Linked DNA regions of Mus musculus: regions 2, 3, 4 and 5 are each linked to region 1. Evidence: chromatin loops called from intact Hi-C (ENCODE). Cell type or tissue: heart. All regions are shown on one strand. Each heading gives the region's core, and the rest is flanking DNA. Links, peaks and the distances in the headings are about the cores only. Region 1 holds the start of Tsr2 (TSR2 20S rRNA accumulation). Region 2 holds the start of Gnl3l (guanine nucleotide binding protein-like 3 (nucleolar)-like). Region 3 has its middle 37 kb from the start of Alas2. Region 4 holds the start of Maged2 (melanoma antigen, family D, 2). Region 5 holds the start of Fgd1 (FYVE, RhoGEF and PH domain containing 1).

Region 1 (6,316 bases), core at 901-5,900:
ATGCCCGGCAAAATGTACAAGTGAAAATCTTTTTATTGAGAAAGAATGAAAAACAGATTGATGACTGCTTGGAGATGCAGGGGATTGAACCTGGGACCTCACACATACGAGGCACACACTCTATCTCTGAGCTACATCCCCTAGCCCTCTATGTCCTTTCTTTCTCTCCATCTAGAAGACAAACAGGCAAACAAAACAGAATTAGAAAATAAAAACAGCTGGGCAGTGGTGACACACGCCTTTAATTCCAGCACTCAGTAGGCAGAGGCAGGAGGATTTCTGAGTTCAGGCCAGCCTGGTCTACAGAGTGAGTTTCAGGACAGCCAGGGCTACACAGAGAAACTCTGTCTCGAAAAAAAAAAAAAAAAAAAAAAAAAACAAAGAAAAAGCTTGGGAAATACATAGACACACAGACACACAAAACAAAACCCACAAACCACAAAATCAGAAACTGTAGTATACAAGCAAAAGGCCAGTAGACAAAAAAAAAAAAAAAAAGCTCAAACAAAGCAACACCAGATGAAGTCTACAAAAATACCATTGAGTCCAGTTTTTGTTGGCTATCTACTGCTGCGTGTAGAGCCTGCCTGTAAGAGTGGTTTGTATCCCCAGTGAGAAAACTAGTTTTTCCCCTTTTCAATCAGTTAACTGGAGGTACCTTCCGGATTAAGGATGGGGGCTTGCATCTACCTCCCTTCTAAGCACGGGAGCCACATCTGGTTTACGCTGCTGCAGGCCCTGTGCATGCTGCCACAGTCTCTGTGAGTTCCTGTGTGCATCAGTCCTCTTGCATTTAGAAGGCCTTATTTCCTTCATGTCGTCCATCTTTTCTGGCCCTTACAATCTTTTCCACCTTCTCCTCTGTGGGATTCTGAAGAGGGCTTTCATGAATACATTCCATTTAAGACCAGAGCTTCTCACTCTCAATACATTGTGGGTCTCTATGTTGGTTCCCGGCTTCTGCAAGAGGAAGCTTCTCTGATGGTGGCTGAAAGAGGCACTGATCTACCGGTATAGGAGACTGTCATTAGGTGTCATTTTATTGCTGTGTGTTCCTTTAGCAGAACAAATGCTTCCTTTGCTAACTGTTCCTTTTTCTAAATGCTTACAGAGCTTAATGTGTTCTCTAAACGCTTGTAGTTAAATCTCATTAACTTTGCTTATCATATATCATAATGATCCTAACAATCAGATAACACTGGATGATCATATCACAATGCTGGCTTATCCTGAACCTCTTTCCTGCAGTGTAATCAAAGGCCTGGCTTTACCTGAAGGAGGACAGAACTCCTCAGACTGCTGAGGGCAGTGGTGGGCTGTATCTCCCCCATGGGCTCTTTCTAAATATTTACAGCTCAAACATTTTTGTTGCAAGCTAAAAATGTGTCCCCTAAGTACTTCAGCTACAACACTCAAGGTTCATTTCATAGTGTTTTCCAATTTCCCTTTGTTTTTGTCCTTTGACCTATTTCCATAAAATAGAGTCCATAAGGTTACACAAATTTATGGATTTCACATGTTTCTTTCTCTTACTAATTTCTAATTTTGCTTTGCAGTCTTTCTTTTTTTTTTTTTTTTCTTTTGTGGTCTTGGGATGAAACTCCAGGACCCCAGTATGCTGGCAAGGTAGATAGAAACATTATCAGCCCTTAGTCCTTAAAACATACTAAACGCTGTTGTGTGGAATACTACATGGTGTGTCTTGGAGAATGTTCTTGTGAACTTCAGAAAAATCTATATTCTGTGCTAAGTGTGGTGGTGTGTGATTAGTCCTAGAATTTAGGAGAGTGTGGTAAGAGTCCAATACCAGACATGGCTACACAGTGGAAACTGAAGTTCCTAGAGAAAAGAACAGGTACATCTGTATGGACCGTTCTATAGGACCAAATGACGGAGCTTTGTGGTTGGGGTGAGTAAAAATGTTACAGAGGAGAGACAAATGACCTTGAGCTACTTTTAATCCCATTGAAAACAATTCCTTGTCTTCCCTTGAATCTGAACGAGAAATCTCGTGGTTATCACAACTTTTCAAATACATACTTAACAGCGAGCATCTATGAATCCAAAAGCTAAGAATGTCATCAGACAGTATCTGAAACCTAAGCAGAAATTTCCTCATCCCACTACCTGTAGTCTCTATCAATAGATTTAGTAAATGCTTTGACTTAGGACTTTCTTTGTTCTGTAACTACTAAAATGTCATTTGACCACTTCCACAAAAGAAAATATCTTTCTGGACAACCTGAATCCTGGACATGGTCACTCATATTTGACTCAAGAATGAATTGTTGGAGCTGGAGAGATGGATCAGCGGTTAAGAGCACTGACTGCTCTTCCTAGAGGTCCTGAGCTGAGTTCAAGTCCCAGAAACCACATGGTGGCTCAAAACCATCTGCAATTGGATCCGATGCCCTCTTCTGAGGTGTCTCTGAAGACAGTGACAGTGTACTCACATATATAAAATAATTATTTTTAAAAAATTAAAATTACATTTATTTATTGTGTGTGGGAGTGCCTGCGCCTGTGAATGCCGTGTAACACATGTGGAGGTGAGAGGAAATTGCAGAAATCGGTTCTCTAGTTCCATCCTGTAGGGCTCAGGGACTGAACTCAGTTCTTCAGGCTTGGAGGCAATTGCCTTTATCTGCTGAGCCTCGCAAATGTAGGTTTTCTCGCCCTCGCTATTCTTTTCTCCTTTCCTCTTTATTTCAGCTATGCTTCCTAAGTACTCTGCTCCAGGTTCTCCTTTAATTATTAGGATTTACTGTGGTAAGTGGTAGCATCTACCACTGATGGCGTTTCCCACTGTTCTGGTCTTGCTGCCAGCCAGATTGGCAGAAAACTAAACCACGTTCTGAGAATCGGCTTTTGGCTCCTTTTGCCTGGTGAGGTCGCCCTAGCGATTGGGCTGCCTGGGAGCCACGTGATCTAAACGGATGATGGCGGGCGCCGCTGAAGATGTGCGTGTGCTCTTCGGAGCTGCAGTCCGAGCTGCGCTGGAGGCTTGGCCTGCTTTACAGGTAAGTGAGGTCCTGGCGGGGGGTCACGATTAAGGCTGTGACAAAATAGAAGTTGACCAGGCGAGGCGCCAGAGCCATGGCTGGGCGGTGTAAGCGGCAGACTCCCAGGCCCCGGCAGGCCACGCCGTTCTGGTTTCCATGCTGTCATGGTTGGCTTGGGCCTGTGTTCACAGATCGCTGTGGAGAATGGCTTCGGGGGCGTGCACAGCCAGGAGAAGGCCGAGTGGCTAGGGGGTGCAGTGGAGGATTACTTCATCGCCAATGGTGAGTGAATGTGAGGTGTTGCTGTCTGTCGCAGTGTGGCGTGGCAGAGCCTCGACGTAGAGAGCCCGCGTTTGATGAATGAATCGTGACTTTGAGATCAGAATTGTGTCTTTAGAGTGCCTTAGAGGCAATGACACTCAAATGCTATTATGCTGGAGAACGCATTTTGCCTTCCAGAGAGTCATTTTCCTACTTTCTAAAATGGTTATGGAAAGATCCGACGAAAAGAACTATTCGAGTCATATCTTGTAACTTAAAATTGCTGGATGAGGGGTGGGGGACAGCTCCGTGGACAAAGGCCAACAAGCATAACAGTCCGAATTTCATAGCTGGGACAACATGGAAGGAGAGAACTGGTACACGCTTAAGGTGTCCTCTGATTCTCCCTACACAAGTAAATATAATTTTAAAATTGTTGGGTGAGGAGTGTAGCCCAGTGGTAGAGCACTTTCCTAGTCTGCTCGTGTCCCTGGGCTCCAACCCTGGTGCCACCAAAACTAAAAGCAGTACCTCTGATAAATAAAAGGCAGCCAGGCCCTGTGGTGCAGGCATGTACTCTCATATTCCTGATGCAAAAGGACCTCAAGTTCAGATTCACCACAACCTTGTCTCATAATAAAAATAATATAAAGACTTGGAGATATAGCTCAATGGAAGTGCTTGCTTACTACACACATGTGAGGCTCTACACTACTCATACTACCACAAATGAATAAATGAATGAAAGAAGCAAATATTATAGTGTTATTAAATTCATATCCAAGGTCTAGCATATGGGCCATGTTTGTGATTCTAGCACCAGGGAGACGGAGACAGGGGAATTGCTCTAAGTTTCAAGCTCCATATCCCCAAGTTGTCCTTATGATAAAAGAAGGGGCTGGAGAAATGTTCAGCTGTTAAAAGTGCGTCCTGCTCTTCCTAACCTGAGTTGGGTTCTCAGCTCACAACCACCTGTAACTCCAGCGCCAGAGGATCCAAAATGTTCCTCATCTGTACACATGTGCATGCACATACATGTAATTAACAAATAAGTAACACAGGGCTGAAAGGATGGCTCAGCAGTTAAGAGCATTTGTTCTTGCATTGGACCTCGGTTCCGTTCCCAGCACCTACATGGTATCTCATAGTTATCTATGACTCCAGTTCCAGGGGTTCTGATATCATCTTTCTGTCCTTATCTGGGCACCAGGTACACACAGTGCACACACAGGCAATCAAAACAACATGCACATGAAATAAATACAACAAAAATCCTCTTCCAAAATATTTTAGTATGTCATAAGAATTAAGCATTTTTCACTTTTAGTATTAAATTTCACAATCTGGAGTTTATTTATTTATTTAGGTTTTTCAAGACAGAGTTTCTCTGTGTAGCCCTGGCTGCCCTGGAACTCACTCTGTAGACCAGGCTGGCCTTGAACTCAGAAATCCACCTGCCTCTGCCTCCAGAGTGCTGGGATTAAAGGCGTGCGCCACCACGCCCGGCACAATCTGGAATTTTAAAAGTCTTAGTACGTCTCATTTGTGACCAGCCACATTCTAAGTGCTTGTGCTCGATAAGCACATGCTGCTGCTTCTACACAAAAGTTCTACACTTCCATTTTGTCTTGGTGGGGTATAAAAGAACAAGAGGACTTAGAGTATTGCATGCTGTTTTTTTTTAACTCTTCATTAACATCCTAGGTTTTTTTAAAGATTATTTTATTTATATGAGTACACTGTAGCTGTCTTCAGACACACCAGAAGAGGACATCAGATCCCTTTACAGATGGTTGTGAGCCGCCATGGGGTTGCTGGGATTTGAACTCAGGACCTTTGGAAGAGCAGTTGGTGCTCTTAACCACTGAGCCATCTCTCCAGCCCCCAATATCCTAGTTTTGAGGATGGTATTAGGCAGATTCACAGCTCAACATTTACAATCTAGTGAGTGATTTCAGGTAAGTAAATGAATAGTTAAAATACTGGGTGGTGTGTGTTATGCTAAAGAGGAGCTCAGAATTCTTCAGTTAACTGAGCCTGAGGAGAAGCCTTTTTGATTTGATTTTTGTTTTTTGGGTTTTTTTTTTTTTTTTTTTTTTTTGAGACAGGGTTTCGCTATGTAGCACTGACTATTCTAGAACTCTTCTGTTGACCAGGCTGGCCTCAGACTCCGAGATCTACCTGTCTCTTGTCTCCCAAGTGCTGGGATTAAAGGTGTGCGCGCCACCACTGGTCAGTAAGAGGCCTTCTTAAGAGTAGCGATTAGAGTGAGGCCTAAGGAATGAAAAGGGGGAAACTAGGTAGAGATGATAAAGCATGTACTCAAAGGAGTTAAGTGCATTATATTAAGGGGATGGAAGAGTGGTAGAGAATGGTGTGTGTGTGTGTGTGTGTGTGTGTGTGTGTGTGTGTACAGAGACACTGACTAAAGGGTAAGAGATAAAAGGCCTTCTGTGACTTTGCTTATAGAGATAGAAAGCCAGTGTCTGTAAAATTCAAGCTATAAAAGACTTGTCTCGTTAGATATTCAATGAAGAAAATGTTTCTCCAGTCAAATTATAGAAGCTTTTTTCTTCCAGCTGCTATTTTATTCCTAGTAGTAGTAGTAGTAATTGGAGACAGTATCTCCTTCTATAGCTCAGGCTGCCATGGAATTTATGTTCCTCATGCCTCATTTTCCTGAGTGCAGGGTTATATAGGTGTGTGCCATCAGTCCTGACTCTGTTTTCCATTAGCTTTTTATGGAGATCTTCCCGTAAAACTCAGCAAAATTGAGCTGGGAATGTAACACAATTGGTAGAGTATTTATCTAACATAAGAGGTCCAGGGTTCAATCCCTAGAGCCACATTAACCAGGCATAGTGATTCATGCCTGTAATCTTAGCACTGGGAGGTGAAGGAAGGAGGATAATCAATTACCAGGAGGAATTCCAGGCTAACCCTGTATTATATAGTGAGTTTGATGCTAGCCTGGGCTACATACCTGTTATAAAAACAAAACCCTGAAACTCAGCAAAATATTTCCTAAAGGCAAGCTTCACAATAGGTGATAA
Region 2 (6,316 bases), core at 647-5,646, 79 kb after region 1:
ACCTTCTGGCCTCTCTAGGCAGCATGCATGCACATGATACACATACACGCACAAAGGCAAAACACCAATACACATAAAATAAATAAAATACTGCTAATTATAGTGGCTCATAGGTGTTGCAGCTGAACAGAACTGTTTAATTGCCTCCCTCCCTGGGTAGCTTGTATAGTATTTTTGGAAGCTTGGAAACTAGACCATAGGAAACAGGCTTTCAGGCTAGACCCAGCTCAAATCATAAGAGTTTGTCTTAAGTGTACAGTGTCTTCAGCATCAAGGGCTTACCCTCAAGCTCTGAGAGGCAACCAAGAGCTACATCAATAATCTATACTGTTTTCAGAGTCACTTTGACTACCCTGACCAATCATTTGAAAGGAGTTTTCTCATGCATGGTACTGGGGTTTTGTTAAGCTATGGTTTTTGTGGAAGTATTATCAGCTCAAGTGGTTTAACTTCCTTTAAGATAAAATAAATATTATTATATATTATATATTGTATAAACACACATATATACATTATATATAAATATATTATATATAATATACATGTATACACACACACACAAACACACACACATACACGCACAATTTTAGGTGCGTATAAAATGATTCCTGGATGCTTTATCAAATAACCTTGGTGTTGTTCACAGCCAGAGTTTTAGTTGAGAAAATTGGGTTTGATGCATAAATTTGCATTTCTAAGATCCTCTGGTAGTCCAAGTATCACATTTTGAAAAGCACTAATGGAAAAAATGAGATTATTTGCAAATTTTATCTTCATTCTGTTTCTGTGTTTTTCATGCAACCGATGAGCTTGTATTACTTTACAGGTTGTGTTGTATCATAAACTCTCTTTCATCTGTACTCCATACTTTGCTGTTCCTCCTGGAGACAATCATTTAAGATTGAACTGGGGATGTAGCTCAGATGGTACAGTGCTTGTCTAACATGCAAAAGGTATTGTGTTGGATCCACTGCAGGGCATACATTTAAATTGGGTGTGGCGGCACAGGCTTCTAATCTTATTATTCCAGAGCTGCACAGAGAAGGATCAGGAAGTTCAAGGTCATCCTGCGATACAGAGATTCTGAGAACATCCCGGGCTAGAAGACATTCTGTTTCAAAATCATGAATTTCCTTTTTAAATCACTCTGCCTGTGCAAACCAGGATGATCTTGAATTTCTGATCCTCCAATCTCAGACTCTGTACTCAGGGGATGTACTACCATACCTGGCATTTATATTTCTCTTTATCCTGATCCAATTTTCCCAATGCTACCTATTAAACTGTTCAATCCCCATTGACTTGTGGTGCAGCTCTTAATTTCAGTTGACAAATTTGCTTCCAGCCAGTTTTGTACTGGGTTTCTATGAGAGTTCAAAGATGAACTGTCATTTCTCTGAGGAGTCCTCTCTCCTGTGGTGATGAAGCCACATTAAGAACTATAGTGTACAGGGACTGGAGAGATGGCTCAGCAGTTAGGAGAGCCTGTTGCTTTTGCCGGCGACCTGAGCTCAGCAGCAAGCTTTCACATGCAGATGGCTCACAACCATCAGCAACTCCAGATTCAGAGGATCCAAAGCATCCTTCTGCTCTCCACATGCATCAGGAAGGTATATGGTGCACATACATACACACACACATAACAGCAAACTCACAAACTAGAACAAATCTACAAAAAATTTAAGAAAAAAACCTACTACAGTGTAGTATTGTGATAAAGGATGCTGTGATTCTTACTCAACTGGGAGTCATAAAAACGCTGGTATTAGAAATTTCATAGAGCTACAATAGGTAAATAGAGCCTGTAAATACTATGGCTACTTTGGGGGTCCAGAAGAATCTGGGGTCTAGAGAGAAAGGTAGCAGCCAATCCTGTACTATAAGGGGAGGGAGAGCAAAAGGGCTTGTTTTCAGCAGGAATGAGTTGCAGATGAAGAACACACGTTCTGGGTGGTTGCCTTACCTAGCCCAACCCCCACCCTTAAGGTTTAGACTTGAGGAGAGGGAAAGGACTGGAAGTAAATGACCAGGAAGGAATTAAATTAATAGTTACGCTTTTTGGAGGGTTATCTCACTTCCCAGTCAAGTCAGAAGTTTCCTGAAATGGTTATTAAAGACACCCTTACCTACCCTCGCTTTAGAGATAGGTTTATTTTCTGCAGACACAGGAATCATACATGAGGGAGAAGAGGGTAAACCGGTGAGTGACAATTCCAAAGAGTTTCGGTTGCTGCTCCCGGCTGAGCCTTGCTATGCTTTAGAGTCCCGTGAGACTGGAAAGCTGCTGAAAACAGCGAACTCATTTCAGGTGGGATATACGCAGCCAAATAGACACGTGATTCCGGCGGCCATTTTCTCGCACCCGGTCTGTCGCCATCTTCCAGGAGGACAAACTATTGCCCCCTACCCTCATCTAATGCTGCCAGTGATTACTTTGGTAACAGACTAGAGAAGATACATCCTTAACCCTAGCCAGGAAGCCGCACAAAAGAGTTCGTCTTACAAATAGCTTTTGTGGCCACATGAGTATACACACACACACACACACACACACACACACACAAACAAGACACAGATACACACAACTGCCCCCCCTCCCATCGCCAGGCTCCCGCCCCCCTCTTCGCTATTTCTTTACCCGCCGGCAGCCAGGAGGCGGGGCCAGCGTGGGAGCGGGGGCGGGACTGTGCGGCGCAGCAATTATATCGAAACTCCGCCCTTGCGTCTTACGCAAATTAGGCGGAGCAAAGAGCTGGGCTGGGATCCGGAAGTCTGGGCGGAGCCTAGCTGCGCACTCCTGGACTGGCGACGTTGTGCTTCTAACAGCTCTCCGAGGTCCCTGCCGGAAGTGTAGGTAAGAGACTACTCTCTTTTTTTTCGTGGTGAGTGCTCACCAGGCCAGCAGTATAGTAAAGATTGTTTTTTTAAAGGTGAAACCAGAGATGCTCGCCATCCTGGACTAGAGAGGTGAAAAGCTGGCTCTCTTGTAAAGTAGAAGGGCCTGGAAGAGGGATACGGATAGCTCCACATGTGGCGATGCGCTGAACTGCATTCTGGCGGCCTCCTAGAGAGGCTCTAAAGATGCATCCTGGCTATGTAGAGAGGCACTGACCATGCGTATGAGACAAAATGTCGGTTGCCCTCCGCCTTTCAGGATATTTGGGCGTCATTTCGCATTACTGCCATTTCTCCCATGTAGACAGACGCCCCCATCCATGTGTGAGAAGGTCTATTACGTTTATACTTTCATTGCGTAATGGAGACAGGTGTGTCGACCCATCAAATGGTGGATGATATCATCCCTGCCCTATAAGAAAATAATTTCCAATACAAGGTTGAGCAGGCCGACTTCTGGCTTATTAAGGCATAGGTCTTTAACGGGGCTTGTCCATCTCCATACTGCGATAGGGGAGCTCAGAATTGTGTAATATCTAGAGGAAGAGAGCTCCTAACGTAGAGACCCACCCTTCTCATGTTTACCCTTGTAACCAGTCACCAGACACCATCAGCCCTCAAAATCATTGGAGACAGAGACTTATGGGCAACCACACAGATTTACCCCTCCCCCTTCATTATGGAAAATTAGACCCCCATAGCTACCCCATAAAGAATTGCTGTTTTTCTGACGGTAGTAAAGGCCCACCCAAACTGGCTTACAGTACCTGGGAACAGACTTTAGTCCACTGAGATAATGCTATGCCTCTCAAGTAGACCCTCAGGGTAGAGAAACTCAGGTTTATTTTCTTCCCTTTTGAGGTAGAGACAGAACCCCACCCTCCAAATGATTTATAATCACCAGATTGACCAAGAGAGGGGGCATCTGAGCAGTAGAGATGCAGACAACTCCCCCCTCCCATTTAGCCCAGAAAGCCAGTGATATCACTGATCATCCTACAATGCAGTGCATTCGAAATCTCTCCTCATCCATAGAATAGGAGCTCAGATTTTCTCTACTTTTAAAATTGTATTTATTTATGTATATGAATGCTCTATTTATTTACATGTGCACCTGTATGACAGAAGAGGACATCGGATTCCACGATAGATGGCTGTGAGCTACTATATAGTTGCTGGGAATTGAACTCAGGACCTCTGGAAGAACAGGCAGTGCTCTTAACTGCTCTTAACCACTGAGCCATCTCTCCAGCCTCTTAATTTTTGTTGTTGATTTTTTTTAAAATTTATTACGTATTTTCCTCAATTACATTTCCAATGCTATCCCAAAAGTCCCCCATACCCCCCCCACTTCTCTCCCCCCCCCACTCCCATTTTTTTGGCCCTGGCGTTCCCCTGTACTGGGGAATATAAAGTTTGTTTGTCCAATGTGCCTCTCTTTCCAGTGATGGCCGACCAGGCCATCTTTTGATACATATGTAGCTAGAGTCAAGAGCTCCGGGGTACTGGTTAGTTTATAATGTTGTTGAAGCTACAGGGTTGCAGATCTCTTTAGCTCCTTGGATACTTTCTCTAGCTCCTCCATTGGGGGCCCTGTGATCCATCCAGTAGCTGACTGTGAGCATCCACTTATGTGTTTGCTAGGCCCCGGTGTTGTTGATTTTTTTTTTTGAGACAGTTTTTTTTTTTTTTTTTGTGGGGTGTGTGTGTCCTGGAAATCTCTCTGTAGACTAGGCTGGCCTTGAACTCAGAGATCTGCCAGCCTTTGCCTCCTGAGTGCTGGGATTAAAAGTATGCATCACAACTGCCAGATATTTCTTCTCACCTAAGGTAAAATGAGAGATGCACACTTCCCAAGGGAGGAGCAAATTCATTGAGTTTATAATTGCATGGCCTTATGCCTTGTTTTTTACTCTCATAGAGAACCAGAAGCCGGGCGTGGTGGCCCACGCCTTTAATCCCAGCACTTGGGAGGCAGAGTCAGGCAGATTTCTGAGTTCAAGGCCAGCCTGGTCTACAGAGTGAGTTCCAGGATAGCCAGAGCTACACAGAGAAACCCTGTCTCGAAAAAAAACAAAAAAAAAAAAAAGAAAAAAAAAAGAAAAAAAAGAAAACCAGAGGCCCTATTCCCTTCAATACTAATGTGCTGTTGACTTCAATCCACATGAAATCTATACACATCATTCTAGTCTTCTAGTCCACCACCTATGGAAGGATTCAGAATAGCTTCCATCAGGCAAAAGTGTGTGGACCCTACTCATTCAAAGCTGCCCACTTTCCTTCATACTACCTCATCATGGAAATAAGCATAGCAGCTTTGCCCCTCCTTGACAGATGAGTAATGAGACCCAGGCTCTATCTTCCCCAACAATTACAAATTGCGTGGACTAGTGTCCTCCCGTGTAGCAGAGACGCACATAGAGACATAGCCACTGTGCCGGATTCTTTAGTCAGTGACCCAAGAACAGAGGAACAAATGACATGTCCTTCCTCTTGCCAGGGTGCAGACCCTATCCACATAGGCAGGTGAGATGCCCCTGCACCGCCTCCTGACATTAGCATTGACTTCAATCTGTGCAGCCGAAAGTAAGGATTCTGAGGACCTATTTCTCCAGGATTGACTCCCGGGATTTGTTTCCTTCCCCCTCTTGAAGGGTAGATGACATGCAGAAGCTCCCTTCAAAAAGCACACTATCACTCCTCTTCACTGATGAAACATATTATCTGTTCTTCCCAGTGTGGAGGTGTTTAGCACCAGTCTTTTACCTGGGATATGATACTACAAGTACCCACTTGTATCAATTATTGTATCAATAATTGTATTGGAGGCATGGACTCCATCCAGGAAGAAAGGTTCTGATCTATTTCTTTCTTCGAGTGATATAATACTGCTTTCCTTGTGTCTGCTAAGCCATATTAGGCCCTAGATCCAGAATAGTATTCTCCCAATTTCCCAATTGTTTAGAGCTTCCCGATCATGTTCTGTGACATTTTATTTTGCCTTTCCAGGGCTTAAAGGAGAGTTGTGGTTCCTAGGTCTGTCTTCAAATTCCTGCTTCTGTTCCAACAGGAAGAAGCAGACAGATTTGAACATCTCTGTTTCCAGCTTCTCTGATCATCATGATGAAGATTAGACACAGTGAGTTTCTTCTACTAGTCTCTTCAAAGCCTATACATTTAATAGTCATAGTATTTTTCACAACAACTTTGCTGTCTTGTTTATTTATTTATGGGAGGTTGGCCTTGAACTTGCTATGTAGCTGAGTCTGGTCTTGAACTCTTTTTCTCCCCAAGACAAGAGTTTAATTGTGTGGCCCTGGCTGCCTTGGAACTTGATATGTAGGCTAGGCTGGCCTCAAACTCAGAGATCCACCTGCCTCTGCCTCCCAGTGCTGGGATTACAGGCGTGTTCCATCATATG
Region 3 (6,316 bases), core at 823-5,822, 590 kb after region 1:
CCTAAAATTATGAATTATGTAGTGTGTGTGTGTGTGTGTGTGTGTGTGTGTGTGTGTGTATGTATGTGTATTAAACGAAGTTAAGCCACTTCGACTGACATGTTTTCCACTAGAACCATAGGCTAACAAAACTTCAGTACCAGGCACAAGAAACCTCCTTTCAAGTGGTTGGCCAGGGTAGTTCTAGTGACTTCCCAAAACAATACAGATTATAGATATATCCTTTGGTTGCCTCTCACCAGTTAGGAAGGTGGGCTCCTGTTGCTGAAGATACAATACTACACACTCAGAACACATGGTTTGGATAACGTGAGCTGGATGTGAGCTTAAAGATTCTTTCCTGTGGTCTAGCTTTCACTGTTTCAGAAAATACTATTCAGGCTGCCAAGAGAGGGCAACTATTAAACACCCCTACCAATCTGCAACTCCTATGAACCACGACAGTTACCAGCATGGAAGGATAGTAGAAAGATGCAATAAATAAGTGGCTCTCATATCATTGATGGCAACCAATAGCTGTCTAATTGGTCTTAAGGCCCACTCAACAGTAGAGAAATCATATCTGGTATAGGAAACCGAGGCAGCTTCTCCAGGATAATGAGGGCCCGGACTTTAGAAAAGAATCTACTACCACCAGTTTGCTAGATAAGCATAATTCCTTTTACATTCTAAATCTGATCCTTCTACCCACAGATAACTGTAGCTACCCCTCATCAAAGAAGCCTCCCTTTCCAACCAATGGGAGCCGTCAAAGAAAACCACAACTGGCTATAATGTAGCGATCAACAAATCATGGGGAACCCAGCCCCAACAGATATACCCTCAGCACAGCTGCTGCTTTTATATAGCTCAGGGAACATTGCAGAAGAGGGGCTGTAAAGATTCTAAGAGCCACAATAGTAGGAAGCCTGCTGTCAGCAACCAGTCCTAGAAATGGCTGTGTAACAGGAGCAATGGCATTATTGGTGGCATATGTTAACACGGAAGGAGGAAATTTTGCAGGGTCTCACCCCTAGGCAGAGAACTATAGGCAGATATGTTGGGAGAAGGAGAATTAGCCTCTCAGGGATGTGCCCTCTTACTAGTTGCCCTAGTGCTGCATGGTCAGCCTTGAAACCATATACACATAAACAACAACTGACTCAGAAGGGTGTGTGTGTGTGTGTGTGTGTGTGTGTGTGTGTGTGTGTAACAAATATAATCGAACTGAGAGTGGGGATGGAGGTGCTGAAGGGAATAAACGAGAGGGAAGTAATGTATTTTTATTTCAATAAAACCATTTTTTTAAAAAAATTAAAAATTTAAAAAGTTTTTTTGATTTTTAAAAAATATTTAAGCATTTCATTTACATTTGCATTGTACTCTGATAGTTGACCAAATAGTAATACCTATTAGAAATTTGGACAGTCAATAATTTGGCTATATTTTTCTCATTTTAAGAGGATTTCTTGGGAAATGTTTTGGTGCTGGGGTTCATATTTTTGTTGCTGTTTTTTTAAAGGTAAAAGAAATTCTGCTCCTCCCCTTAGCTCTTTTCACTCTACCTGACTCCATGATAAGACAGTCTTGTCAGGAATTCTTCAGACTTAGGGTGTGTGTGTGTGTGTACTGTGTTTGTCTCTCTGTGTGTGTCTCTGTATGTATGCATGCATGCATGCATGCCTGTGTGTCTGTGACTGTGTGAGTTTGTATATGTCTATGTATATCTCTCTGTGTGTGTCTCTGTGGACCCTTTAGAATTTAATGCGAATACACTAGCAGGAGCTAGTACATACAAAGCGTGGGCTTTCCAAAGGCAGGGCTTCCATGAATAGTACCTGCCTCTGTCTCCTCTGTATCTCATGCCTTTTCCCCACCCTTACTTTAGTAAGACAGGAAGGGAAGGGGCAAGAGAGCAAAAGAAGGTGGTGGATCATGCTATGACTAATCAAGAATAATATATCCCAGAAAGAAAGAGAGGTGGGATGGAGTACAAAGAAAGATGTCTGTGCTGCTGAGGATGTGACTAGTCAGGACCAAATTGATGCAGATATAAAGGCAAAGATACATAAAAGTAGACGTCATCTCACTCCCCCTCACCAACAGACTTCGCTAATGTTTGGGGGTGGGGTGGGGTGGACTACAATGGCAGAGAAGTAGACTGCAGTAAGAAGAAAAACCATTTTGCAGCCTGCTTGCTTTAGTCCAGTATTTTTCCATTTCTCTCTTCTCATGACCAGAAGTCTAGACAGGAAGCAGAGGTCGGTTACCAAGGAAACTGAAGCTGAGTGTGCTTGATTGGTTACCTTTGAGATAAAAACAAAATTGCTATTCAAAATGTAAGCTCTTGTGGAGGATGGGCAAATACTAAGCATATAGACGTCTATTAATCCTTATAATTATTTTGTAGGGAAGCATGCACAAACACTTGCGCGTGCGCGCGTGTGCACACACACACACAAAACATTTTCCTACAGGGTTAATTGGGAGTTGCTCTTCAGAAAGACCTTGAATTCTGCCTCTGGTCCCTTCTATTCTTTCTGCCAGCCCCATACTCTTAGTGTCTAATTGTACCCCATGTCTGAGTCTGATGAAATCCTGACAAGACTGTCTTCATGAAGTTATCTGGGGTGGGGGTGGGGGTTGAGCTTAGGGTGGGAACAGAATTTCTTTTAGCTTAAAAAAAAAAAACCCAACAAAGATATGAACCAGACATTTCCCAAGAAATCCTCTTAAAATGAGAAAAATATAGCCAAACTATTGATTATTCAGATGTCTAATTAAGAGGTATTAATATTTGGTCATCTAGCAGACTGCAGTGCAAATGTAATTGAAATGCTTACTTTGCCATTCCTTATACGTTGCTGCCCCTAGTGTAATAAATAGTAACTGCATCTTCTGGACTGCTGAAGGCCATTAAAGTCCTCCCATCCTCCATTTGAATGTTATATACAGAACTTTAGACGTGTATCTATATTTTTCAACACAGTTGAATATATCTGCTAATGTTTTTTATTACAAAAGACGAAAAGAGGTGGTCAGACAGGGCCTTCTGATTCTTCTGATGCGGAAATGATCTGTGGCAACTACTTTCTGATATGTTTGTCTGAGAATCAGTGTTCACTTTTGACAAACACACCCTTTTTATACTCTGAAATAACTTCAGAAGATCCATGCTGATGTCACATGTGTCCTAATAATGAGATTTCCAGGGAATTTGAAAGTTAATGTGAAACCACTTTAAAGTTTTATGCAAACAAGGTGTATTCATATCTGTCTACAGTGTCTTCTAAGATTAAGACTTGGCCGTAGACTTGAGTAGGGGTGTGTGTGTGTGTGTGTGTGTGTGTGTGTGTCTGTCTGTCTGTCTGTCTATGTGTCTGTCTGTGTGTCTCTGTAAGCATATTCCAGGAAGTTGAGCTTACAGTGATAAGAATGCATAATGGGTTGGGGATTAAACCTAGCCTCCTCACATGCCTTAACTGTCCTAAAATTAGCTCTGTAGACAAAGCTGGCTTCAAACTCCCAGAAATTATCTGCCTCTGCCTCCTGGGTGCTAGGACTGAAGGTGTGCACCACCATTGCTTGACTCAACCTGTTTGTTTGTTTGTTTGTTGTTTGTTTGTTTGTTTTGAACACAAATCAGGACCCAGGATTGGCACCAGACATAGTGGGCTGGGCTGTCTTGAATCAATCATTAATTCAAGAAAATGCCCTACAGGCTTGCCAATATGCCAGTCTGTTGGAGGTATTGTCTCAATAGAGGTTTCCTCTAAAATGACTCTAGCTTGTATCAAGTCTATCAAAAACAAACAAACAAACAAACAAACAAACTAACTAACTAACCAGGATAATAAGGATGGGGGACCCAAAGAGACCCCCCAGGACAGGAAGCAAGGTTTTATTAATACAAAGGCTAGAGGCGGAAGGTTTTCTTCCCTTGTTCCCTTCAGCATTTGGTATGGGGATCAGTGTAAGCCATCAGTGATTTACGAATAAGCAAGAAACCCCACAGCCAATGTATGAGGACACAGAAGCTTTTCTTTTCCTTCTTATTTGTAAGCAGCTGTCGCTCAGCTGAGCTGACCCGCATGCCTGTTCAGGAGGTGCAATAAAGGCAGAGCTGAGAGAAACAGCATAGGTTCTTGAGGTTCAGGTATGTCCTAATGGGAATTATTAATAAGCAAAAGGAAGATATATTTTCTTTCATGTAAAGCTTGCTTAACAATTCTATATAAATATGGGCTAAAATAGAGCATGGTTGTTGAAATGAGTCTTGAAATACTTGCTTTTGTTTATTTATTTATCTTGGGTTTTTTTTTGTTTGTTTGTTTGTTTTTGAGACAGGGTTTCTTCATGTACCCTTGCCTATGTGGGTACTCACTCTGTAGACCACGAACTCCCAGAGATCCACCTCCCTCTGCTTCCTGAGTGCTAAGAGTAAAAGCTTGAGCCACCACCCAGCGAGATACATGGTTTTTAAAACTTATTTCTCCCATTACTGCCTGGCTTCTCTCCTTTTCCTGTGTCCCTTTCTCTAATAATTCATTATGTCTTTGTGGTTATCTGTACAGGAAGAATCACTTGTGTGCACACGACAAAAGCCCTTTGAATGAACACGTAAGCGTCTCAATCCAAGATTGTGGGTGTATCAAAATGGATCTGCCTTCCATTTTGTATTATACTTGACATTTTCTCCTTAATGGTTTTGATAGATTCTGCTTTGGTCTCCCTGGCAACGATCTTTATGTCTTTGTTTCAGCCTCTTAGCACTGAACAGCAAAGAGGAAAGTAGGCTATTACCTGTTCCTGGTTGCTAAGCACAGTGTTCCTGCCTGGGCTGAGTCACTCAGGAGAGATTAGAAGTGGAGCGGTTACTAAGACAACGGAATCGCACATCCATTTCCTCTGTGAGGCCCCTTTTCTTCATACATTTATATCAAGTAAGAAAGGGAGGGCTCTGGGATAAAAATACTGGCAGTGAACAAAGAAACAATGTAAAGATGCTTTCCTACATTTCAGTAATGGTGGGATTGTTTTAGGAAACCATTTAAAGAACAAAAAAAAACATTAGAATGAGAAGTTCTTTATAACATATAATAACTGACATATACTTGAGAGATAGCAAAATATAATATCAGGTAATGTCAAAAATAATGGCACTATAAATGCAGAGGGTTCATCTACTGTGGGGCATGAGGGAACAGTGATGTCTGGGCCCCGTCCCCAGAGATACTTATTAAGTAATATGGTATATGGCCATGGAATAAGCACCAGTTAAAAATTCTGTGTATGGAAATCCAAAATGGAAGCTGCCATCTAGAGGCAAAACCAATCTTTAAGGATGTTGTAGCTTATCCACCAGAGGAGACTGCTCAAATGTGGGTTTAAGTCAATAGAAAGTCTTGCTGGGCGGTGGTGGCACACACCTTTAATCCCAGCTCTTGGGAGGCAGAAGCAGGCGGATTTCTTAGTTTGAGGCCAACCCGGTCTTCGGAGTGAGTTCCAGGACAGCCATGGCTATACAGAGAAACTCTGTCTCAAAAAAAAAAAGCCCAAAAAAAAAGAAAAAAAAATTACAAGAAAACGCAATCAAATAGGTGAAGGAAATGAACAAAACCATCCAAGATCAAAAAATAGAAATAGAAACAATAAAGAAATCACAAAGGGAGACAAACATAGAGTTAGAAAACCTAGGAAAGAGATCAAGAGTCGTAGATGCAAGCATCACCAACAGAATACAAGAGATGGAAGAGAGAATCTCAGGTGCCAAAGGTACCGTAGAAAACATTGACACAACAGTCAAAGAAAATGCAAGAAGCAAAAACTCCTAACCCAAGGAGTTTCTACATCCAGCAAATCCAGGACACAATGAAAAGACCAATCCTAAGGGTAATAGGTATAGAAGATAGTGAAGATTCCCAACTCAAAGGGCCAGTAAATATCTTCAGCAAAATTATAGGAGAAAATTTCCCTAACGTAAAGAAAGAGATGCCCATGAACATACAAGAAGCCTGCAGAACTCAAAAATAGACTGGACCAGAAAAGAAATTCCTCTCATCACACAAGAATCAAAACACAAAATGCACTAAATAAAAAATATTAAAAGCAGTAAGGGAAAAAAGGCCAAGTAACATATAAAGGCAGACCTATCAGAATTACACCAGACTTCTCACCAGAGACTATGAAAGCCAGAAGATCCTGGGCAGATGTTATACAGACACTAAGAGAACACAAATGCCAGCCCAGGCTACTATACCTGGCCAAACTCTCAATTACCATAGATGGATAAAACAAGATATTCCATGACAAAACCAAATTTACATGTTGACTTTCC
Region 4 (6,316 bases), core at 672-5,671, 280 kb after region 1:
ACACTGAGAACCACCAGGAAACTGGGGCACAGTGTAGACTCGAAAATACAATGGCTGAATGAGGCATACATGTTTCTCATTAAAGGAAATTCAGCAAAGTTGTCAGGAATTAAGTTCTTGTTATTTACTGCACTACTACCCTAAAGTATACAAGTGCCAATTTCTAGATTGATACCCTCTACTCGGACCTTTTTCTTGATTCTCAGACAGGCTTATCCAACTGCCAATTTGACATTTCTACCTGGATGTACCACCAGTGCCATAAAATCAATGTTCTTTTCCTTTTTAACTCCATTATTCCATGACTCACTGAAAGGGTCACTATCTGCACTATCTGTTAAAGAAAGATGCCAATATTTGACTATGTTCCTCCTTCCAATCCACCCCTCCACAATCCAATTACTCATCAAGTCCTAGCAGTCCACCCCGCCCCCACCAATCTCCTCACTATCTCCCCTGCTAACACTCTAGGCCAAACCACAAGCACTGCTTGTTTGGATGACTACCAAGGTCATAGCTATGCTCTCTAGTTCCAAGAAGACACTTAATCCCCATACAACACCTAAGATCTTCTAAAACACACACCTACAACATCTATGTGGTGACCAGCTGTAGGGTGCTTTCATAGACCCTCAGGACCCTCAGGTTTGAGAACTTTATTTTCTTGGTATTGGAAGTTTTCCATAAGTTGGATAGGATAGGAATTTGGGGCACCAGAATTGGAAGAAAATGAGAGACTATTCATTTGTGCTCAGCAGAGAGAGCCTAGGAGATAAGAAAGTAGAAGGGTGACATTACAAACTTGGGGGAAGTAACAGTTTATAGGAAATGAAACGAATATATAAACCCGCCTTGATGATGTGTGAAAATGTATGTGAATCAAATTGTCCATAAAGCCATAAGGATTGGCTATCTTTCATTTGTCCAGTATGGGCAAAGGTGACCTCAAGAAGCAGACTTCTGACTATTTGTGTATAAGAAAGATCTTGAATTTTATTTCTATAACTACCGTGAATTATAGTTTATAATAAGCTTTTTCTGGGTCTGCATTCACCTGCTCTATTGCTAATGATATTTTGTCTACTTCTCTTTGTCTTTACATTTTATCTTGTTCTCATGAAGACACCCAGTTGTTTATGTGAATTTATCAGGCAACAGAAGTGCCATTTCAAACTAGTGAAAAACGTTATTGAGGGTGAATCTGTCAATGCCATAATAAAAGTCATTACTTTGTACAGTTAACTTACGCTGAAAATGGTAGTTTTTTCAAATGAATTGAATCAGCAAAACATAATAAAACAACAAAACAGTCCAATATAGACACCAGGATGGTCCTTGTAGCATTGTTTGTAATAGTTCGAAAAGGGGGAAACAACCCAGAAAGTACACGAAGCTGAACTAAGTAAATAAATTATAGGACAGTTATACAAGAAAACATTATACATTTCTAAAAAAACATATGCTAAGGGAAAGAGGTTTGAATATATAACTTGAAAAAAAGCAGTTACAGAACAGTAGGTAACTAGTATAGCCGGTGTAGGGAGAAAGTGCACATAATCAGACTACAAATTAAAAAATTAATGGAGGAATGTCTATCAAAGTACTCAATGTCATGAGTATTTCTGAGGAAGGAGATTAAAGATAGCTTTTAATTTTCTGTTACATATTTCTGCATTTCTCTGGTTTTCACATGACAACACACTACTTTTGTAGTAAGAAAAATAACGATATAAAATAAATAATTTCAATGAATGAATCGTTTTCGTGGGGGCAGTTTGGGTTGGAAGGGCTTCAGACCGAACCTGGTACAGAGGCATAAACATGGGCTTTGGCGTCAGACAGCATTGAGCAGGGCCCCATTGCCCCACCCCCGAGGAAGGGGGCGGGGGGTAGGGGGCTGCGGAAAGGGGCTGGGCTGGGCTGGGCTGTCTGCAGCTCTAGTCCAGGAGGCTGAGACTTCGAGAGGGACTGAGAGGAGCAGGCACACGCATCCCAGACTCACTGGAGGACAAGGTGAGGGAACAACATTGGGCTTTCCTGGTGAGCAGACAGTGGTTCTAACTACCTGAAACCTATAGCTGGGCAGGTGGGCAATTCTTATTTGACCACTATAGCTGGAGCAGAAGTGCTGCATTTGATGCGGTGTGAGAATGAGAACGACCAAGAAAGTAGTAAGCTGTATATGAACTGGACAGCAGAGACTGGCAGAGGTGGAGGGGAGAAAAAGGGGAACTGTGCATGCTTGGAGGAGAAGGAAGAATATGGGGAAATAAGAAGGGGAAGGCGAGATCCAGGGACAAGAATAGGGGATGCAGAGAAGGGTTAAGGGACACTGGGGAGGGGGGTTGCATAGGTAACACAGAGAAGGATGTAAGGAATGGGAAGAGATTTCTGTAGAGTAAATAGGAAATGCGATGGGAAATAGGGAGTCCGGAGTTAGGCAAGGGAATAGGGAGGGGGGGAATAAGGAGTGTTGAGGGGGGAGGGGCAGACGGGCTGGGACGGAGGCCCCCTAGGGAGGCGGAAAGGGGCGGGACCACTTCCGGCCTTTAGTGGGGAGGGCAGTATCTGAGTTTCGGAGGGGCTTGGAGAGAGTGGACACACTCGGGAATTGTAGGAGGACGAGGTAAGTCATGGGCCCCAGCTTTGGATGAGAGCCTGCTAGGGGTCGGCCCCACCCTCTGGGATCTGGAGAAAACCTGCCTTAAGAGCCAAATCTTACCGAATCCATCCAGCTAGGAAGGGAGGGGACTGGACCCCGTTTGGCTGGGCCTAAGATGGAATCACTAGTTCAATCCTGAGTTGAGGAGGGGGTGTTACAGGGAAGGAGCCAAACCAATTTGGGTTTTACCGTTTGGAGGGGGGCGTGTTAGGATAAAGGGCGGGACCTGGAGGCTCTGTGAAATTGATAGGGTGGTTGTGAGTAGGGGAGGGGCTAGGACCACCAGACACTGCGACAATTTGGATGGAAGGTTTGTTGGGGAGGGGGCGGGGCTGAACAGCATTGCGGACCTGGAGAGGGGCGTGTATAGGAGTTGGGTGCTGGACTGAGACCGTGGACATTGCGCATGCGCTTTATGTATAGCTAGAAAGGGGCGTGTTGAGAAGGGCTCGCAGAGACTGGGCCAGCTGCTGAATGCGCATGTGCACGGTGGACTTCAAAGAACGGGTTTGTACTGGGAAAGCAGGCGGGGTTGAAAGGGCGCTGCAGAAGACGCGCATGCGCACTCTAAGCCTGCGGCTGGGGGGGGGTGCGCTGGGAAAAGGGGGCGGGGTCCTCAGAGCTGCCGCGCTGGCACATCTTCCTGGAGGAGGGGAGGGTGCGGCTGCAGAGAACTGAGACCTAGAGACAGAATTTCTGTATCTGAGCACCTACTGGTTGGGGCTCCGGGAGGGGCTGGGCTTTGGGGCCCTAAAGAAGGTGAGGATCAGCTTCTAGGCAGAACAAGGGATACGACGTTCAGCGGGCTCTCCACTTGACCCAGGCCTTCTCTTTGAACTCAGCTTTGCTAGGTGAACTTGAGACATGTCTGACACAAGCGAGAGTGGTGCAGATCCAGCTCGCTCTCAGGTAAGACCGATACCCCCCCCCCCCCTTTCTTGCTGCTTGCCTTTCAAGCCCCTTTTGCTGCCCTAAATCCTTGGAGCTTCTCCTCCCATCCTTGTCATTCTCCACCCACTTCTTTGCCTGGGTGCATCCCCTCTCCCCAGTGGAGGGGAGGCCAAGAGGAAGGGAGAGAGGGTGGGCGGGCCCTTGGTTCTGTCATTACTTTTTAACTGGGAAGCCTGTTTAGGCTGGGGTGGTCAGAGCACACCACAGGTAAGAGTCTTTACAGGTCAGAGAAGTGTAGCCACCTAATTTTGGGACCATTTGCCTTGTTGAGGGGTGGGAAGAAGGTCAGTGAACTTCCTTGCTTTCCCTTGCAGGGCAAAGCTTCAGAAAAGGACAGCGGCTCCGTGATGCAGGACCTGTTGACCGTGACCCAGAACTTGGAGGTCTCAGAAACACCAAAGGCAGAAAAGGCACCAGAGGTTTCAGAGGCTGCAAAGGCTCCAAAAGCCTCTGGGAACCCAAAGGCGACAGAGGTCTCAAAGGCCCCAGAGGCGTCTGAGGCAGCTGCCACCCAGGCCTCACCTACCACACAGCTGAGTGAGACCCAAGTTCTGGCAACTGAAAACAAGAGTCCAGCAGCTGACACCAAGACGCAGAAGTCTGACCTGCAGGCTATGACAATGCCTACAACCCCGACCAAAAAGGTCAGCTGTGGTACCGATCCAAAGGTCAATACAAAGGCTCCGGAGACTGAGGCTCCTGCCTCTCAGGCTGGGACAGATGAACCAGAGCCTGAGGGTACAGCTGTCCAGGTTCAGGAGAACCAGGATACTCGGCCCAAGGTCAAAGCCAAGAATACCCAAAAGGTAAGACATACCCATCCTTGCTTCTCCACAATCTTCTTGTTCATTTGTCTGCCAAAATTAAAACAATTCCTGTGTTCCTGAAAGACCCAGCGCACACTAACAGGAGTGTGTCACAGTTCTTGTATCCACAGAGCTCACAGGCTGGTGGGGAGATGAGGCAGGCATATACATAGCTTCATGCTGACTGGAATGCAGCTTTTTATATGTACAGAGTAGCTGTACACTATAGACCTTGAGGTAGGCTTATTCACATGTGTAGTCTCATATCTGAAAGTAACTCCTTATGGTACCATTCTGTATGGCAGGAAACTGATGCCCAGAAAGAAAGAGGACTGGCTCGTCAATGGTGCTAGAAGCAGAGTCAGGTCAGGGGTGGATGTGGGAAGACGAAAGCCTCAGGCCTTATTTCTGACTTGTTCCTGATCCACTCAGGGAGGAAATTCCCAACTGGTAGTCAGTGATAAGCCCATGACTCAGGATGGCTAGTGTCCAGTGAGGCAGAGTCTTACTACAAGGGCAGGGTTGTGGGGATGTATCCTAGAAGAGACAGCGTTGGGTGTGCTTTCCAGAAGAGACTGAGTTAAGAGAAAGAGCCACCTGCACCACTTGCTGATATTGACCTTCCCCTCTTTCGATGCAGGGGAAACACCCGGATGGAGAAGAGGATGGCAACAGTGACCAGAGTCAGGCTTCAGAAGCCACAGGTGGTCGAAGGGTCTCAAAGGCCCTAATGGCCTCCATGGCTCGCAGAGCTTCAAGGGGACCCATAGCCTTTTGGGCCCGCAGGGCATCAAGGACTCGGTTGGCTGCCTGGGCTCGGAGAGCTTTGCTCTCCCTGAGGTCACCTAGAGCTCGCAGAGGCAAGGCCCGAAGAAGAGCTGCGAAGCTACAGTCATCCCAGGAACCTGAGGCACCCCCACCCAGAGATGTGGCCCTTTTACAAGGAAGGGTATGGACTCCACCCTCTACGTCTCACCTTTTCAATTGTGTTGCCTGATGTCTTCTCTGTTGTGCTTTGGAGTTTTCTGTGTTTTGTTTTTTTTTGTTTTGGTCTTTTCATCATTTTTCTTTCTCCTAGGCAAATGACTTGGTGAAGTACCTGTTGGCTAAAGACCAGACAAAGATTCCCATCAGACGCTCAGGTAGAGTCCTACAAACACGTGCTCTCTCCTGAGCTCTGCCTTCTCTTGTCTTCTCACCAGTGTGCTGGGGACAGCCTTCATTCTCACGCGCCTGTCCCTTTTCACAAAGTTCTCCTAACAGTGGGATCTCTATTGAAAAGCCCCCCCACAACTTGGTTCTGCCACCCATGGCTTGGACAACAAAGGGTCTGTTGATTGGGCATCAGGGTTACCTGGTATCTCTACAGCACAGATGCTTGCAACACTCTCATTTGCAGATATGCTGAAGGACATCATCAAAGAATATACTGATGTATACCCTGAAATCATTGAACGAGCAGGCTATTCCTTGGAGAAGGTGAAGGGACAGCCCTGGGGGATGGGTGCACTGGGGAAGCTTTAAACAGAAGAAAGGCATATGAGCACCCTCCTGGAGGAAAGCAGAGACCTACTGCATCCTCATCACTGTAGAGTTGAGCACATGGTGGCCTAGGGAGGGGCAGCCACTGACCACACAGCAAGTCAGCTGTGGAAACACAGCTAGTGCTAAAGCTGTGCAGCTTAGTCCTGGCTTCTGCCTGCTGCTGGATACACCATCTCATGTGTTGCAGATGCTCACCCCTCTGTCTCCCTAAATTCCCCCTGATTACAAAGATGCTATGGATAACCACCCTATGTTTGTTATGTGTATAAATAGCACATAACTATGTGCTTTATATACAATAGTCCATTACTTTCTTTCACACACAGACACACACAGACACACACACACACAC
Region 5 (6,316 bases), core at 763-5,762, 49 kb after region 1:
TGGAATTTGGAAGAACTGGTGGAGTAGAAAAGCTTGCTCATTATCAACCCTATGTTGACTAGAGAGGGCAGAGACCAAGGGTCAAGACCTTCCTAGCTTTGTCTCCCAGACCAAGAGTATTTGCTGGGTGGGAGCTCGGAGTCCTCTTAGGCAATAGTTACAGAGGGCCTACTATGCGTTCCCTTACCATCCATCGAGACACTGAGTACCTGCCACGTGTTAGGCACTACATCAGTCCCTTAGGTATACAAGGTAAAACAAAACAGACTCAGCCCCCTCGCCCTCGAGGAGCTCACTTTCTGGTGGCAAATGAGCCGCAATAAACAAGTAGACACATACAAGAGGGCACTTTCAGACTGTATTAAATGTAAGGATAGACACACACTGGCAGCTGTGATGGAGATTCACAAGAGGCCCTACTTAAAGTGGTCAGGGAAGGTCTCTCAGAGGGGACATTTGAGCTGAGACCAGAAAGATGAGGAGCAAGCCAGGTGGAGGGCTGAGGGAAGAGCTAACAGGCAGAAGGCAAAGCAAATGCAGACTGCAGTGGGAGAGCTCTGGCTGTTTAGGGATTTGAAGGGAGGAGCTAAGATCAAGTATGTATGTATGTATGTATGTATGTATGTATGTATGAGTAGCATGTGTCCAGGGGAGTTTGGGAAGCCAGCAGAAGCAACAAGCAGGGCAGAGCATTAAAGAGTGTCAGCTGCCTATCTCCAGTTCACAAGGGGGTGAGGGGGGGCAGCGCCTGAAATCTCCCAGAGGTTCCATAACTATCCAAAGAAGAGACAGCAGAGAGAGGCGTATTCTGCCCATGTTTTATGCTTCACCAACTGTTCCTACTACCTGGTCCTGAGCCACAGTCCTAGTGATCTGTGGAAGGTGAGCTATGAGCCCTGGAAGCTGCTAAAAGCTCACCACCTCCTTCAGTCCCAGTGAAGATAGGGCAGATCCATACACTGTTCTTCCTTCAAGGCTCCCAGACTCAGGCCCACGTGAGAATATCCTAGAGGCTCTGCTAGGCTGCTCAGATACTCAGGACTATGAAAAGGCCCATCGGGGTCTGTGGCCCCAGCCTGACCTAGAGTTGTTCCACCACACTGCAAACCCAAGCAACCATCCTGATGATTTTTCCAAACAATCTCCTGGCCCAGCAGCTCTCCCTTCTGACCTCTCTGTCCTATTCCTTCGTACCAGCAGCGCCTTCAGCCCCTTCCTCCAGGCTCAGCTCCACCTTTCTCTCTCATCAATACCCCCTACCTCTTCCTCCCCTTGTCCTGTGGCCACACACACCTAGCAGAAGCACAATCTAGGATCAGTCCACCATCTCCCTCTCTCTTTTGCTCATACTTTCGGGCTACTGAGTCGTATAAGGGGAAATCACATAAGGAGAAAGCTTGCATTACTCTCCAGCTTCAGTTTGGGGAAGCGGGAAGACCACAGATTTTGGACTCTGATCTGTTTTTAAATCCAGGCACCATAATGACAGTGTGACCTTGGACAAGTTACTTCTCAAAGCCTCAGTCTGCACCCCTAAAAATGTAATTGATGATATCCACTTCACAGATGGCTCCTGAAGCTGAAACAAAAACCCTTGTAAAAGTACCCAGTTCAGTGCCATGCACAAATGTAGTCACTTAGCTAATGGGAGACTTCTTTTCTCCTATTCCAACCACATCCCCATTGCTGCCCTGAAATCCTGCCCCCTTTTCTTGGAGTGCTTCCTCTCCTGTTAGCCTCAACAGTTAGAAGAGAAAGGAGTCTTAAGGCTTGAGGGCGCAAGGGACAGATAAGAGCAAGGGGCAAAGGCTGAAAGGACTGGACCGAATACTGCAGGAGGTGGGGGTAGGGGTTGAGGGGACCCAAGGGGCTAGGGTGAGCATGTCGGCTCCAAGTCCTAGAACAAGAACCCGTTCCCGGTACCAGGCCCGTGGCCCAGGTTCCCATGCTGTCTGGATCACTCACCAGGCCGAGGCTGCGAGCCCTCCAGGTGGTAGGAGAAGCGCAGGGCCCGGTGGTGCTGAGGACTAGGGCCGCAGGGTAAGACCCGGGAGCTTGGAGGCGCTCCCAGGCTGGCATCCGAGGGTCCAACAAACTGAGGATCCAAAGGGCCTCCAAGAGCCGTGCCTGAGCCCCTGCTCACCGGCAGCCCGGGTTCCAAGGCTCCAGGGTCCGAGTCGGCACAGGCCAGCGGAGCGGCACCGGGGGTATTTGCCGCTGAGCGTTCGGGATCCGAAGGCCCAGGGCCCCCCGGGACTCGGTGGCCATGCATGGTCCGGGCCTGGGCGCGGGGCCCGGGCTCCCCGCTTGGCTCCAGTTCCTGGGGCGGAGGCGCGGGCGGAGAAGGCCCGGCGCCCGGCGGAGCAGCGGCCTCAGGCTCGGGGGGCGGGGCTGCGGGCTCAGCCCCACTGCGGAGACTCGAGCCCCCGACCCGGGCTCCGGCCAGCAGCCGTGGCGGCAGCAGCAGCAGCAGCCGCGGCCACCGCCGTTGCCGCGCCAGGCATCGCCAGCCCTGGCCCCAAGCGGGGAGTGGGCTCGGCGGGGCCGGGGGCCCGCTGGGGAGCGCTGTCTATGCGGCTGCGGCTAGGCGAGGGTCGGGGGCTGCGCTAGGCACGAGCTCTCCTAATAGATGACCAGTCACTTCCGTAGCCGGGGGCGAGCGGCCAGCCGGATCCCACCGAGGGGGGTCTCTTTCTCCCGGAATGAGAATCGACCTGGGTTCTCTGGGCTAGTCGGGAAGGGTTCTTCCTCCCGCCGCAGCGGAGGCTGGGGGCGGAGGAGAGGGGAGGGGGAGAGGAGAGGAAGGAGGGAAGAGAGGACGGCCGCGGCCGGGAGGCGCGCGTGTGCGCCGCGCTCTCCGGCTGCGAGGCTTGCCTTCGGGCAGTCCTCCGGAACGATGCTCCAGCCGTGCGGGCGGAGGACCGGGCTGGACCGGGCTTCTCCGCCTTCGTCCTGGGTCTGCACCGCGGCAGGCGGGAAGAGCCCTGGGAACTGGGGGATGGGGAGGCGCGAGCCGTTGCTGAGACAGCCGCAGCCACCGCGGCGCTGAGACCCAGTTATTGGAGCCCCGCCCCCTCGTCGGGATTTGAGCTTGGCCACGCCCCCTCGCTAGGGCCAGTTTCACCTCTAACTGCTAGGAGCTTAAGGCCCTCCTTCTGCTGGCCCTTCAGCTTTCCTTCCCATCCTTCCTTGGTCCCACAGAGGCGAGTCTCTGGGCCCAATTTCCGAAATCGACCCTTCCGTCGCATCTCATGCCTTCTTCCGCTCTCCCATCACACTCTTTCCCAGAAGCCTTTCCACATGTCCCAGAGTTAAGCTAGGCTTGGCACGTAGCGATCCTTTAGTACTTATTTTCTCAGACCAGATCTCATGGCCCTTTACTTTTCCACTCTTTTTGTCGCGGTCCCTTGTTTTGTCCGTTACCCGGCTGGCAGCAACCCAAAACTGAACCAGTCCAACTGTTTGCCTTTTTTTCCATGCTTGTGCCCAGGCAGCTGAACACTACTGGGTAACACTACAATTTTCCACATTTGTGTCATGATAAACCCTCATTTCCCAGCTTCTACAAGTCCCTCAGAACTGACCCGACACCCTACTAGTAGTCAACTTTCTTTTCTGTTTCACCCCCATTGCCTAGATAACTCTCATCCATGGTGGCCATATCAAATCTAGTCTCCCCAAGATCTTGATTTGTGCCCCCAACTCCGTCCCACGGTACTTAGCTGATAAGCCCATGTCCTACTTACATGGAGTGAACAGAAGACGCCAGAAGAAAGGTCTGGAATTCTTAGCAACAGACCTCTGAGTTCGTTCCGAGTCCCTTCGCTCTGGGCTTTAAACAGTCAGGTATCTTCTCCCATCTAAAAAAACAAGCACCAAAAGTTATCTCTCTTCTCTTTTTACAGATGACTCAAGACTTGCTCATAGTCAAGTGTCCCATTTCCTACCTCCCACTTATCTTTAACCCTGCTACAACTCACCTCTACTACTTCTTCCAAGCTATTTTTCTTATCAAGGTCTTCCATAGCTTACGTTACTAAACCGAAAAGAATCTCTTTAGAGGTCATCCTACTTGGACTTGCTAGCATTCAGGTAGCACCAGTGACCTCTCCCTTCTCCTGAAATTGCTTCCCTATGACATATCATGCTTATTTTTCTCCTTTTTCCTTTTCAGTTTCCTCCTCGTCTTAGTAGTGTTCTTGGGAGCTTTGGCCTGAGCTCTGTCTTCCCACGCACTCTCTCTGGTCTTTCCCTCAATATCTCATTTGCTTCTATGGCTTCAATTATTACTTCTTTGATAGTTACTCTAAAATACTTCAAATCAAAACATTTTTCCTGGCCCAGACATTCAGCTGGTTAGAAAACAACATTGTTTGAAAATCCTAGAGAAACCTAGAATCTCTGTTCTTTCCCAACTCAAGAAATCCTCTCTCAATGAGCTGTACCTTACCTAAGTGAAGGATCTTGGTCAAAGTAGAGATCTAAGCTATACCCTGGCTCTTTTCTCTCTCTCTCTCTTCTACACCTCCCCCCCCCATGCAATTGCCAAGTCTTCCTATCATCTACAGGACCATCTCCATCATCTACTTATACAGTCTCATTTCCATTGCCACTCGCTGGTGTAGGCTAGTACAGCTTCTAATCTGCAATACCTTCACAGCTCTCCTGTTTCAGTCTTGTTCTCTGGAATCTATTCTTAACTATTTTTCATTATCATGTATCAAACCCAAAGCCTCAGGCAAGACAGGCAAGTGTTCACTGAGTCCTGGAATCTATTCTCTATATTGTAGGCAGTCTGTATTATTACTATTTTTTGAGACAAGCTCTCACTGTGTAGCCTAGGCAGGCCTTGAATTTATAATCCCTCTGTGGTTGCCTCCTGAGTGATGAGACTAAGGGCATATACTACCACATCTGGCAAGTCTATGTCTTTCAAAATCAAATATCATTCACAAGTTTAGAATCTTCCAAGTCCCCAAAGGTTCAAAAGAAAATTTACCTTCCTTAACATTAGAGGTTTGGCAGGGCTCTTTATGATCTGGTGAGATCTCAATCAGCCTTTCTAAACCTAATGCTTGAGTCAAAGTTGAAAAATTGTAAGACTGTTCCTTGGTCTATCCAGCCTCTGAAGGCTTTTTTAACCTTAATTTTTAAAATTCTTTGACAATTCCATCCATATGACCTCTGGAGGTTTTGGGTTGTTGTTCTCTTTTGCTTCTTTGGGTTTTTTTTTAGCGGCAGGGCCTCATTTGGAGTCTAGGCTGACCTTGGACTGCAGTGAGTCCTCTTGCTTCAGGCTCCGGTGTGCTGGGATGAAGGCTGAGGTTTTGCACGTTTGCTGCCGTCGCATATGGAACTCTCTTCACTTCTCCCTCATTCCTCTTCACTTGCCTAAGTTTCAGCTGACGCTGTGAATGTCTCCGGAGCATGGAGTCTAGGCTTCAGGTGAGGCACCAGTTATGCTGTAAGAAGGATCACAAACAGGAAAGTGTTGAGCACACACCACTCTCAAAATGACCGGACCAGTACCGGAGATGACGTGACATAAATGCACACCAGATTACAACACATAAACATGCACATTTATAAACTGCATTAAGGCTATGAATGAACAGAACAGAGAGAGTGACAGGAATGAAAGAATTTAGGGGTTGGTAGTGTCTAGCTTTAGGGGTCAAGCAAAGCTTGAAAGAATGGGAATCAGCAAATGAAGAATGCAGATGAAAGTATTCGGGGGGGGGGCTGGAGCTACAGCTCAGTAGTTATGAGCACTGACTGCTCTTCCGAAGGTCCTGAGTTCAAATCCCAGCAACCACATGGTGGCTCACAACCATCTGTAATAAGATCTGACGCCCTCTTCTGGTACATCTGAAGACAGCAACAGTGTACTTAGATATAATAATAAATAAATCTGAAAGAAAGAAAGAAAGAAAGAAAGAAAGAAAGAAAGAAAGAAAGAAAGAAAGAAAGAAGGTATTCCAGGGAGGGTTGGAGAAGAGATGGCTCGGCGGTTAAGAGCACTGACTGCTCTTCCAGAGGTCCTGAGTTCAATTCCCAGCAATCACATGGTGGCTCACAACCATCTGTAATAGGATCCGATGCACTCTTCTAGTGTGTCTGAAGACAGTGACAGTGTACTCGTATATAAAATAAGTACATTTGTTTAAAAAAAAAGAAAGAAAGAAAGGATGTATTCCAGGGAAAGGCCTCAGTAAGTAGGAAGACCCTGTGGAGAACTGGCATCCATGGATTCAACCAATCTCAAGTCAAAAGACTTGGGAAAAGGCTGGGTGTGGTGGCACATGGCTTTAATCCT

The links. Hi-C counts contacts between places; a loop is a spot of excess contacts. Peaks named below come from ENCODE experiments on the same cell type or tissue, not always from the same donor. Only the 100,000 strongest peaks of a DNase experiment are listed, where the experiment ranks them.
Region 2: a loop joins it to region 1, with 6 times the contacts of the local background. A loop is called at or near these places in 8 of 42 quality-filtered maps.
Region 3: it touches region 1 in a loop (2.9-fold over the local background); 2 of 42 quality-filtered maps call a loop at or near these places.
Region 4: it touches region 1 in a loop (4-fold over the local background); 3 of 42 quality-filtered maps call a loop at or near these places.
Region 5: it touches region 1 in a loop (2.4-fold over the local background); 8 of 42 quality-filtered maps call a loop at or near these places.

What each region holds. Positions count from the first base shown.
Region 1 is chrX:151,093,133-151,099,448 of GRCm38, reverse strand. Tsr2 (TSR2 20S rRNA accumulation) reads left to right here and starts at 2,906. Exons shown (of 5, transcript NM_001164578.1): 1 at 2,906-3,020; 2 at 3,194-3,284. The coding sequence starts at 2,937. In heart, for the core only: a CTCF peak has its summit at 2,879; a DNase peak (open chromatin) is centred at 2,908; H3K4me3 peaks cover 1,452 bases; H3K27ac peaks cover 1,014 bases.
Region 2 is chrX:151,013,739-151,020,054 of GRCm38, reverse strand. It overlaps Gnl3l (guanine nucleotide binding protein-like 3 (nucleolar)-like), which reads left to right and starts at 2,733. Exons shown (of 16, transcript NM_198110.2): 1 at 2,733-2,854; 2 at 5,966-6,034. The coding sequence starts at 6,016. In heart, for the core only: a CTCF peak has its summit at 3,030; DNase peaks (open chromatin) are centred at 2,364 and 2,744; H3K4me3 peaks cover 2,578 bases; H3K27ac peaks cover 2,011 bases.
Region 3 is chrX:150,507,373-150,513,688 of GRCm38, reverse strand. It overlaps a transcript of Apex2 not described here. Among named protein-coding and RNA genes, the nearest start is that of Alas2, 37 kb to the left of the region's middle. In heart, for the core only: a CTCF peak has its summit at 2,855; no DNase peak of the experiment used is centred there; H3K27ac peaks cover 398 bases.
Region 4 is chrX:150,809,926-150,816,241 of GRCm38, reverse strand. It overlaps Maged2 (melanoma antigen, family D, 2), which reads left to right and starts at 1,897. Exons shown (of 13, transcript NM_030700.3): 1 at 1,897-2,013; 2 at 3,505-3,571; 3 at 3,928-4,419; 4 at 5,060-5,368; 5 at 5,498-5,561; 6 at 5,819-5,898. The coding sequence starts at 3,527. In heart, for the core only: no CTCF peak of the experiment used is centred there; DNase peaks (open chromatin) are centred at 2,571 and 3,151; H3K4me3 peaks cover 2,777 bases; H3K27ac peaks cover 1,882 bases.
Region 5 is chrX:151,043,631-151,049,946 of GRCm38, reverse strand. It overlaps Fgd1 (FYVE, RhoGEF and PH domain containing 1), which reads right to left and starts at 2,777. Exons shown (of 18, transcript NM_008001.4): 1 at 1,966-2,777. The coding sequence starts at 2,272. It overlaps Gm46690 (a long non-coding RNA gene), which reads left to right and starts at 3,855. Exons shown (of 2, transcript XR_001782846.2): 1 at 3,855-5,445. In heart, for the core only: no CTCF peak of the experiment used is centred there; DNase peaks (open chromatin) are centred at 2,086, 2,226 and 3,066; H3K4me3 peaks cover 2,758 bases; H3K27ac peaks cover 2,271 bases.